Regions from separate parts of the Homo sapiens genome. Here region 1 is linked to region 2. A link is an interaction called in ENCODE POLR2A ChIA-PET data of the cell type or tissue named here. Cell type or tissue: Panc1. All regions are shown on one strand. Each heading gives the region's core, and the rest is flanking DNA. Links, peaks and the distances in the headings are about the cores only.

Region 1 (5,482 bases), core at 609-4,608, 330 kb after region 2:
ACACCCTCCCACCTCCTTTCCCAGAACCACAATCTATTATGTCTACCTCTGATTCCAAGATTTCTTCAATTTTAAGTTTATACACTTCATAGGCTCAGTGTCACTTTATAGATATTAACCAAAGTTGACAACAACTATAAACTGATATACTCAGAAAGTTGATTTATCATTACTTTGTTAGAAACAAACACTACCAGGAGTATTATAATGCATCATCTTTTCACTTGTTAAAATTAACCAGCATAAGATTAAAAATAACCTCTACCCTGAAAAGTAAAACTGATTTCATGGCTCAGTGGCTGTAGGCAATAATTTACACAGACGTAAAGCTATCAAAAACTTAGTAGGTGACCTTGGGAAATTTATCCTCCTCTTGCCTCAATTTACTCAGTTGTAAAATGAAACTAAATAACTAGCTCCACAAAGACCAGAAGCTCCACCAAAGAAATATGCATTTTGCATACCTCTTACGTATCTACTCAAAATAGTACCTACCAAATACCAGACTCTCAATAGATACTTGCTGGTATAGATATGTATATAGCCTTGCAATGGCATTTTTCCACCCTCATGTTTCACTTCAATTGTGAAAACCCCCAAATTCTATAAAATCAAACCATATTTATGCCCCAACAAACAGGTCAGTCTAACACTGGCTTCATTACATGTACATAACAGATTCATTCACTCAACATGTACAGGGTACCTCCCATATGCTAGGGATGCAGAAGAAAGAACAAGGCAATAGACAAGAAACAGACAATTTTAGGTGTTTAGGAAAGTCTTAATGTCTGTTATAAATGGACCTATTCAGCGTTTTTTACATATACAACCATTTTTTCTATCAGATTGGTGACTCTTGAGTTTCATTAATTTACTCATTTTTAGTAAATAGGGCATTAGTGAGTAGAATATGGAACCAGAGGGCTGGTTGCCTGAAGACGTGCCTCTAATCTAGGACCTGATTCCAGTTACGGGAGGTGATGAAAGAGTGTGACATAGCATGTGGACTCTGGAGTCAGCATGCTCACAGTGAATCCTAGGTCCACCACCTAGCTGCTGAGTAACCTTGGCAAGTTACTTCTCTGTGCCCATTTCTACATTAACAAAATGGGGATAATAATATTAACCATTTCGGAGTTAAATGCTTAGCATGGCACTTGGCACAAAGTAAGCAGTAAGTAAATGTCACCATAACTGCACTATGATAAGTGCTTCTCCTTTGAGAGTTCTGGAAAAACCCTATCAACACATAAAATGAAAGTCAGTAAGGATAAACGTTTATGGGACAGAGGCAAAGGAAAGTAAAAAGGAGATGTGAGCAGAGGGTTACAGTGGTATCTCTCAGATTTTGAGGAAGGAAGAGAGATGGGTCAGAATTTTACCAAGCATTCTCACCTCAAGTGATCAGATTTCCTAAGTTCATAAAAAAGACAGCAGAAGTAGATAAATGTCTGTGGAGAGTCCCTAAACAGACTCTGAAGTTAGAAGAATCACACTCTAAAAGGCGACATGCTACAACGACTTCAGCTTTCCACCTGCTTTTTGCTGTCTTGGCCTGCCAGGCTCTCCTTTCCTACACATCATAAGGTTCCCACACCTTTCTTCCAAACTTTCCCACCCCCGCCCCACCACTCCCTCTGACAAAGCTGAGTATCTTGTCCGGTCGGTAGGGAGCATGTCAGATAAAAAAGGCTTTGCAAAGAGAGGGAATGCCACCTTGGCCAGCAGCCTTGAGAAGTTTTAGGGAGACTATGAACCTTTTCACAATTATTCAAATACAGTAGGGGGCATGGCCATATTGCTACTTACCTTCTCAAGTACCACTGCTTTGCTTTGTAACTCTAAAAACATTTCCTGGCCAGGCATGGTGGCTCACGCCTGTAATCCCAACACTTTGGGAGGTTGGGGCGGGCGGATCCCTTGAGGTCAGGAATTCAAGACCAGCCTGGCCAACATGGCAAAACCCCGTCTCTACTAAAATACAAAAATTAGGTGGGTGTGGTGGTGCATGCCCATAGTCCCTGCTACTCAGGAGACTGAGGCAGGAGAATCAGCTAAACCCGGGAAGCAGAGGTTGCTGTGAGGCAAGATTGCCCCATCGCACTCCAAACTGGGCAACAAAAGTGAAACTCCATCTCAAAAAAGCAAACAAAACAAAAAAAAATTTCCTTTCACACAATTTCAAACCAATTTTTTAATGCTTACGGTGTGCTACTGACTTCCCACAACAAATTCTACAGCTCATAACCTGAGCCACTTCACAAAGTAGGGAGTGTGTTTCAAAATTAGTAAGGATTGAGTAGACATGTAATAGGTGTGATGTCCTGTAAAATTCATCAAAAATGGGATTCTACTTTTATTTATGTTGGCTACAGGTTGCCTATTGTGCAATGATAAAGGGGCAGCCCATTTTTTAGTTAGTTCTTTTAATTATTTAAGGAATTTTGAAAAATATTGCCAACAAAAAAATTATTTCATCCAGTTTATTCTGCTACACTTCCATCATCATACATCTAGACTTTTTACTATCTATAGCCCATACTAGAAAAATATGGTCTCTTAGCTTCTTGATAAAATCCTACCTCTTAAACATGTAGATTTCTATGAAAAATTTTAAAAAAGGGAAAAGATACAAGACAGAATATAGTCAAGTGAATATGTTTTGAGGCCAATACTTGTCTTTTAGTCCCCAAAGTTGCTTTCTTTGCCACCTTTCCTCTGCTATCCCTCCTACCCAGCAACCTTTACTGCTCTCCACTCAAACCAGCTTCTTTAAGACCTTGGTGGTGAGGGAACGTACAGTGATTAAGAACATGCGCTTTGAAGGCTGACTATTGAGGAATATGAATTCATTCCCTGGCTTCAGTTCAAAAAAGTGCTAAGTACTATTACATGTGAAGTTTCTAGCTCTCTGCACGGCACACAAAAATATCCCACAAATGGTGGCCACTAGTAGTAGTATTATCTTACAGTCACATCTTTTATTGGTAATTGTTTGGGTTTCAGAACTACAAAAAAAAATTGTTATATAATGAAGAGCCTTTTAGGACTCTCTAGTGTCCAGAATAAAACTAAGATGGGAAGAAAAAAGAAAACTCTGTCTACAAAGAATGAGTCTATGATTATCAGAAGGGGAGCAACCAAAGAAAGACTCAAAGATTACATCTGATATTCTGAAATTGTTGTTCTGTCAATAAAAAGCGTGATTTGACTTTTTGATAATGCCAGGCCAGAAGAATAGGTGCAACAAAAAGGTGGTGGCAGAAAAGAAGGGGAGAATTGGCTGGGAAGACAAACTGTGAGAGTTCAGGGAGCCCTGCTCACAAAGGCAGAATCAGGAAGGCAAGCAGAGTGTTTAGTCGTGAGGAAGGAAACGGGGGCATGACCCAGCTACCTGTCCCTCAGTAGCTCAGGAGGTCCAAGGTCATGTCAGCTGTGTGTGGAAGGAGCCAACTGCACCAAGACACTGAACACCTAAACTCCAGATCTCTGGCAGTTACACATCCTTGGAAAGATGCTACATTTCTGAGGTTTGTATGTGGGTGGGTGCTTTTTATCTACTATTTGACAAAAGGCACTTAATGGATCAGAAAATGGCTCTCTGCCTTCTTAACAGGGTTGGAAAAGAGCAGAGGGCTAACAGATTTATGAATCACAGAATGGTAAATGAGGACACTGATCTACATTGAAAATACCGAAAATCTGTGTTTTAAAAAGTCACACATCACTCTGCTGTTTCCAAAACTACTAGTATGAAGGTAACCATGCCCAATCTTTTGGGGTTCTGAAAGTTTGACCATTTCCCTCATATGTTCCAGCCTGGGCAGACGCCTCTATGTTTACAAAACACAATAAAGTACTTTTGCCTTTTCAAAGTTTAAAGAAGCATACAGCAGGTGAACTGATTAACACGTGCTTGAGGCCGGACATGGTGGTTCATGCCTGTAATCCCAGCACTTTGGAAGGCCGAGGCAGGAGGATCACCTGAGCCCAGGAGTCCAAGACCAGCCTGGGCAACACAGTGAGACCTCATCTCTTTTTTAAAAAAATTGTTTATTTTCACTTTGGCTCTTCTTTGACATACTTCTTTTTTTTTTTTTTTTTTTTTTTTTTTCCAGACGGAGTCTTGCTCTGTGGCCCAGGCTGGAGTGTAGTGGCGGATCTTGGCTCACTGTAACCTCTGCCTCCTGGGTTCAAGCGGTTCTCCTGCCTCAGCTTCCCCAGTAGCTGGGATTACAGGCGTGCACTACCATACCTGGCTAATTTTTTTGTATTTTTAGTAGAGACGGGGTTTCACCATGTTGGCCAGGCTGGTCTTGAACTCCTGACCTCAAGTGATCCGCCTGCCTTGGCCTCCCAAAGTGCTGGGATTACAGGCATGAGCCACCATGCCTGGCCCATTGACATATCTCTTTATATAAATTAAAAATTTTAATAAATAAAACAAAAAACATGTGTTCAATTCCTGACCAGGTATACTGTTTTCTTTTTCTTTTTTTTTGTTTTTTGAGATGGAGTTTCACTCTTGTTGCCCAGGCTGGAGTACAATGGCGCAATCTCGGCTCACCACAACCTCTACCTCCCGGGTTCAAGTGATTCTCCTGCCTCAAACTCCTGAGTAGCTGGGATCACAGGTGTGCGTCACCATGCCCAGCTAATTTTGTATTTTTAGTAGAGACAGGGTTTCTCCATGTTGGTCAGGTTGGTCTCGAACTCCCGACCTCAGGTGATCCGCCTGCCTTGGCCTCCCAAAGTGATGGGATTACAGGCGTGAGCCACCGCACCCGACCTTTACTGTTTTCTAGAGTACTACTAAACAATTAAAAAAGAAGAGAGACAATAACAGAAATGTCCACAGAGGAAAAACTAAAATATATATATTTTACACAAACACATATACAATCTACACATACATACATGCATGCATGCAATATATATGATATATACATATCTGTATACTTGTGTGTGTATATATGTTAATGAAACTGCAAGCATAAATTTTCTCCCCTTAAACACTAATTCCTGGGTTTACATGTATATTTCGAACCTCCTTCCCCATACAATGGATTTTTCAAGTGCATCTGTCAGAGACAAAGGCTTCTAGGTACCTCATTCTCTGCACTATCCGGGGCTTAATCATGGCACTCGCTGTTAAGTATACTCAACTTTGTAGTGGGTAGTCATAGTAACGCTGCCAGTCCTTTTCAAGATTCTTTTTCTTCTATTCCTCTTCTAGCCTTCCTCCTATCTCAAAACAGCACTTAAAAATACAGAAAGCTGCTACTTGGTGAGTGGGACACTTTTTTGGACACTGCCTTAACTGGGAGAGAAAAGACAAGGGCAAGGATGTGGGCTATTTGCATAGCATTGCCTTGAACAATGTTTGCCGTAGTTGTGGGAGTTGGAAGGAGAAAAGAATAACTAAATAGAAGCTGTTAACTGTGCAAACAGCAGGGTGACTCTTCCAACCAACACTAAA
Region 2 (5,482 bases), core at 837-4,836:
CATTGTGTTTCTTGGCACCTTTTTTTTTTTTTTGAGACTGAGTCTTGTTCTTTTGGCCAGGCTGGAGTGCAGTGGTGTGATCTTGGCTCACTGCAGCCTCCACCTCCTGGATTCAAGCAATTCTCCTGCCTCAGCCTCCTGAGTATCTGGGACTACAGGCATGTGCCACTACAATCAGCTAACTTTTGTATTTTTAGTAAAGACAGGGTTTCACCATGTTGCCCAGGCTGATCTTGAGCCGCTGATCTCAAGTGATCTGCCCGCCTCAGGCTCCCAATGTGCTGGGATTCCAGGTGCGAGCCACTGCACCTGGCCTTCGCACCATTTTTTAATAACAAATATGGTTATATATTAATCCAAATATACTTAAAAATCACCTTAAACATCAATGGTCTAAACACACCAATTAAAAGACAGGGGTTGTCAGAGTGGATAAAAACAAGACCCAACTATATGTTGTGTCCAGTATTATCATTGGAGATTTTAATACCCCTCCATCAGTATTAGACAGACAGATCCAGCAAGCAAAAAATTCAGTAAGGAGGCCGGGCGCGGTGGCTCACGCCTGTAATCCCAGCACTTTGGGAGGCCGAGGTGGGCGGATCACGAGGTCAGGAGATCGAGACCATCCCGGCTAAAAAACGGTGAAACCCCGTCTCTACTAAAAATACAAAAAATTAGCCGGGCGTAGTGGCGCGCGCCTGTAGTCCCAGCTACTTGGGAGGCTGAGGCAGGAGAATGGCGTGAACCCGGGAGGCGGAGCTTGCAGTGAGCCGAGATCCCGCCACTGCACTCCAGCCTGGGCGACAGAGCGAGACTCCGTCTCAAAAAAAAAAAAAAAAAATTCAGTAAGGACAGAGTTGAATTCGACAACACCATCAATCAACTGGATATAATTAACACCTATAGATTACTTCATCCAACAGCAGCACAGTACACATTCTTCTCAAGCTCATATAAAACATTCCCCAGGATAGACTACATTCTGCACCATAAAGCACACCTTAACGCATTGAAAAGAATAGAAATCATACAATATTTGCTCTCAGACAAGGAAATTAAACTAGAAATCAACTACAGAAAGATGGCTGGAAAGTCCCAATTACTTGAAAATTAACACATTTCTAGATAACACAGGGGTTAAAAAACTCTCAAGACGCTGGGCGCAGTGGCTCATGCCTGTAATCCTAGCACTTTGGGAGGCCAAGGTGGGTGGATTGCTTGAAGTCAGGAGTTCAAAACCAGCCTGACCAACATGATGAAACCCCGTCTCTACTAAAAATACAAAAAATTAGTGGGTATGGTGGTGCACACCTGTAATCCCAGCTACTCGGGAGGCCAAGTCAGGAGAATCAGTTGAACCCGGGAGGCAGAGTTTGCAGTGAGCCAAGATCATGCCACTGCACTCCAGCCTGGGCGACAGAGTGAGACTGTCTCAAAACAAACAAACAAACAAACCTCTCAAGAGACATTTTAAAATATTTTGAAGTAAATAAAAATAAATTTTAAAATAAGATGTAGTGAAAGCAGTACTCAGACTGCAATTTATAGCATTGAATGTGTATATTAGAAAATAAGATCTAAAATCAATAATCTTTGTTTTTACCACAGGAAATAAGAACAGAACAAATTAAATCCAAAATAAACATAAGAAAAGGAATAATCAAAATTAGAGCACAAATCAGAAATAGAAAATAGGAAATCAATAAAGAAAAATCAGTCACACAAAAAGGTAGGTCTTTGAAAAGATCAATAACAATTGCTAAGCCTTAGCCAGACTAACAAAAACAGAAGACACAAATTACTAACATCAAAAATGAAAAGGGGCCAGGCGTGGTGGCTCACATCTGTAATCCCAGCACTTCGGGAGGCCAAGGCAGGTGGATCACTTGAGGTCAGCAGTTCAAAACTAGCCTGGCCAACATGGCAAAACCCTACATCTACTAAAAATACAAAAATTAGCCAGGCATGGTGGCAGGCACCTGTAATCGTAGCTCCTCAGGAGGCTGAGACAGGAGAATCATTTGAACCCAGGAGGCAGAGGTTGCAGTGAGCCGAGATCACACCACTGTGCTCCAGCCTGGGTGACAGAGCAAGACTCCATCTCAAAAAAAAAAAAAAAAAAGCAAGAAGGGACACAACTACAGCTCCCATAGACATTAAAAAGTTAATAAAGGAATATTATAAACAACTCTAGGCCCACAAATTTAATAAACAAAGTGAAAGAATCAACTCCTTAAAAAGCACAATCTGCCAAAACTCACAGAAGAAATAGGCAATCTGAATGTCTGTATCTTTTAAAGAAATTGGATCAATAATTAATAACCTTCCAAAACAGAAGTCAATAGGCCCATATTGTTGTGTTGGTTAATTCTGCTAAATATTTAAGGAAGAAACTACACCAATTCCTACAAGCAGAATATTTCCTGACCCATTCTATGCAGCCAGCATTATCCCAATACCAAAACCAAAGACATTACAAGAAAACTACAGACCAACAGCTTTTATGAACATAAATGCAAAAATCCTCAGTAATATATTAGCAAATTGAATCCAACAATATATGGAAAGAATTATACAGTATTATCAAGTGGAATTTATCCTAGGTATGCACATTAGTTTGTTCTCTTGCTGCTATAAAGAACTGCCACAGGCTGGGCATGGTGGCACACACCTGTAATCTCAGCACTTTGGGACGCCAAGGTGGGTGGATCACCTGAGGTCAGGAGTTTGAGACCAGCCTGACTAACATTGTGAAAACCCAGCTCTACTAAATACAAAAAATTAGCCAGCTGTGGTGGCGCATGCCTGTAATCCTAGCTACTTGGGAGGCTGAGGCAGGAGAATTGCTTGAACACGGGAGGCAGAGGTTGCAGTGAGCTGAGATCGCATCATTGCACTCCAGCCTGGGCAACAAGAGCAAAACTCCATCTTAAAAAAAAAAAAAAAAAAAAAAAAAGAACTGCCAGAAAATGGGTAATTTATAACAGAAAGAGGTTTAATTGACTTATAGTTCAGCACGACTAGTGAGGCCTCAGGAAACTTATAATCACTGCAGAAGGGGAAGCAAACATGTTCTTCTTCACATGGTGGCAGGGAGAAGAAAAATGAGTGCCCAGTGAAGGGGAAGCCCCTTATAAAACCATCAGATCTCACAAGGACTAACTCATTATCATGAGGACAGGATGGGGAAAACTGCCCCCATGATTCAATTGTCTCCACCCGGCCCCTCCCACAACACGTGGGGATTATAGAAACTACAATTCAAGATGAGATTTGGGTGGAAACACAGCCAAATCATATCAGTATGCAAGCCTGGCTTAACATTCAAAAATCAATTAATGTAATCCATCACAATAGCAGGCTAAAGAAAAAAATCAAAATCACATTGATACTGAAAAAGCATTAACAAAATCAAAAAATCATTCATGATAAAAACTCAGCAAACTAGGAATAGAGGGGCAATTTCCCCACCTTGAAAAGAATATCTACTAAAAGCCTACAGCTAACATTATATTAATGGTGAAGAACCCGAAATTCTACCACTAAGATTAGAAAGAAGGCAAGGATGTCTACTCTCACCACTGCTCTTCAGAATCATACTGGAAGTTCTAGCTAATGTAATAAGACAAGAAAAGGAAATAAAAGGTATACAGATTGGACAGGAAGAAATATATACAATTCTCTCCCTTCATAGATGACAGTCTATGTAGAAAATCTGAAATAATCACAAAAAAACTCCTGAAACTAATAAGTGATAATAGCGAAGTGGCAGGATACAAAGTTAATTTCCAACATCAATTGCTTTCCTATAAACCAGCAATAAAGAGGTAGATTTTGAAATAAAAACATTACCATTTACATTACCACTCCTAAAAATGAAATACTTAGCTTTAACTCTTACAACACATTTACAAGATCTATATGAAGTAAACTATGAAACTTTGATGAAAGATGACAACTAAATGGAGAGATGTTTTGTGTTTATAAATAGGAAGAATCAACATTGTCAAGATGTTCAGTTCTCCATAACTTGATCTACAAATTCAACACAATCTCAACCAATCCCATGAAGTTATTTTGTAGATATTGACAAACTGATTCTGAAGTTTATATGGAAAGGGCCAGGCGTGGTGGCTCATGCCTGTAATCCCAACACTTTGGGAGGCCAAGGTGGGAAGATTGCTTGCACACAGGAGTTTGAGACCAGCCTGGGTAACATCACGAGATCCCGTCTCTACAAAAAAAAATTGAAATTATCTGGGCATAGTGGCATGTGCCTATAGACCCAGCTACTCGAGAGGCTGGGGTGGGTGGATCGCTTGAACCCATGAATTCAAGGCTTCAGTGAGCTGTGATGGCACCACTGCACTCCAGCCTGGGAGACAGGGTGAGAACCCATTTCAAAAAAATAATAAAAAATAAAAATTAGGTTTATATGGAAAGGCAGAGGACTCAGAATGGCCAACTCAATGTTAAAGAAGAACAAAGTTGTAGGACTGACTCTATCTGACTTCAAGATTTATTATAAAGCAACGGTAATGAAGACAGTGTGGTATTGGCAAAAGAACTGGTAAACAGGCCAATGGAACAGAGTAGAAAGCTCAGAAATAGACCTACATAAATATAGTCAACTGATCTTCAACAAAGGAGCAAAAGTAATACAGTGGAGAAAAGACAATCTTTTCAACAAAGATTGTTGAATGGTCAACCATCTTTGTAGACATCCACATGCAAAGACATAAACCAAGACACAGACCTTACACCTTTCATAAAAAATTAACTCAAAATAAATAATAGACCTAAATTTAAAATGCAAAACTATAAAATTCCTAGAAGATAACTAGATGACCTTTGGCAAAACAATGACTTTTTAGCTACAACATCAAAGGCACTATCCATGAAAGAAATAACTGATAAAACTGGACTTCATTAAAATAAAACACTTGTGCTCTATGAAAGACAATGCCAATGGAGTAAGACAAGTCACAGACTGGGAAAAAAATACTTCCAAGAGACATGAAAAAGGACTGTCATCCAAAACATACAAAGAACTCATAACTCAACAATAAGAAAATGAGCCCCAAAACACAAACAGAACCTCACCAAAGAAGATACACAGATGGTAAGTAAGTATGTGAAAAGATGTTCAACATCATGTCATTAGGGAATCAAAATTAAAACAAGATACCACTACAGATCTACAAGAGTGACCAAACTCCAAAACAATAACAACACCAAATGCTGAAGTGGGTGTGAAACAATGGGTACTCTTTCATTGCTGGTGGGAATACAAAATGGCACATATCCACTTTCAAATACCATTTGACCATTTCTTATAAAATTGAATATATTCTTACCATGCAATCCTGCAACTGCTCTCCTTGATATTTACCCAAAGAAGCTGAAAACTTAGTCCATATAAAAACCTGCACATGGATGTTTATAGGAGCTTTATTCATAATTGCCAAAACCTCAGAAC

Evidence for each region. ChIA-PET counts read pairs that join two places held together with the same protein. Peaks named below come from ENCODE experiments on the same cell type or tissue, not always from the same donor. Only the 100,000 strongest peaks of a DNase experiment are listed, where the experiment ranks them.
Region 1: POLR2A ChIA-PET joins it to region 2 with 7 read pairs; 3 of 35 experiments call an interaction of 5 or more read pairs at or near these places.

The regions. Positions count from the first base shown.
Region 1 is chr4:70,709,700-70,715,181 of GRCh38, reverse strand. It overlaps a transcript of RUFY3 not described here. Among named protein-coding and RNA genes, the nearest start is that of RUFY3, 9.5 kb to the left of the region's middle. In Panc1, for the core only: no CTCF peak of the experiment used is centred there; no DNase peak of the experiment used is centred there; H3K27ac peaks cover 1,163 bases.
Region 2 is chr4:71,037,855-71,043,336 of GRCh38, reverse strand. No RefSeq gene overlaps it. Among named protein-coding and RNA genes, the nearest start is that of DCK, 47 kb to the right of the region's middle. In Panc1, for the core only: no CTCF peak of the experiment used is centred there; no DNase peak of the experiment used is centred there.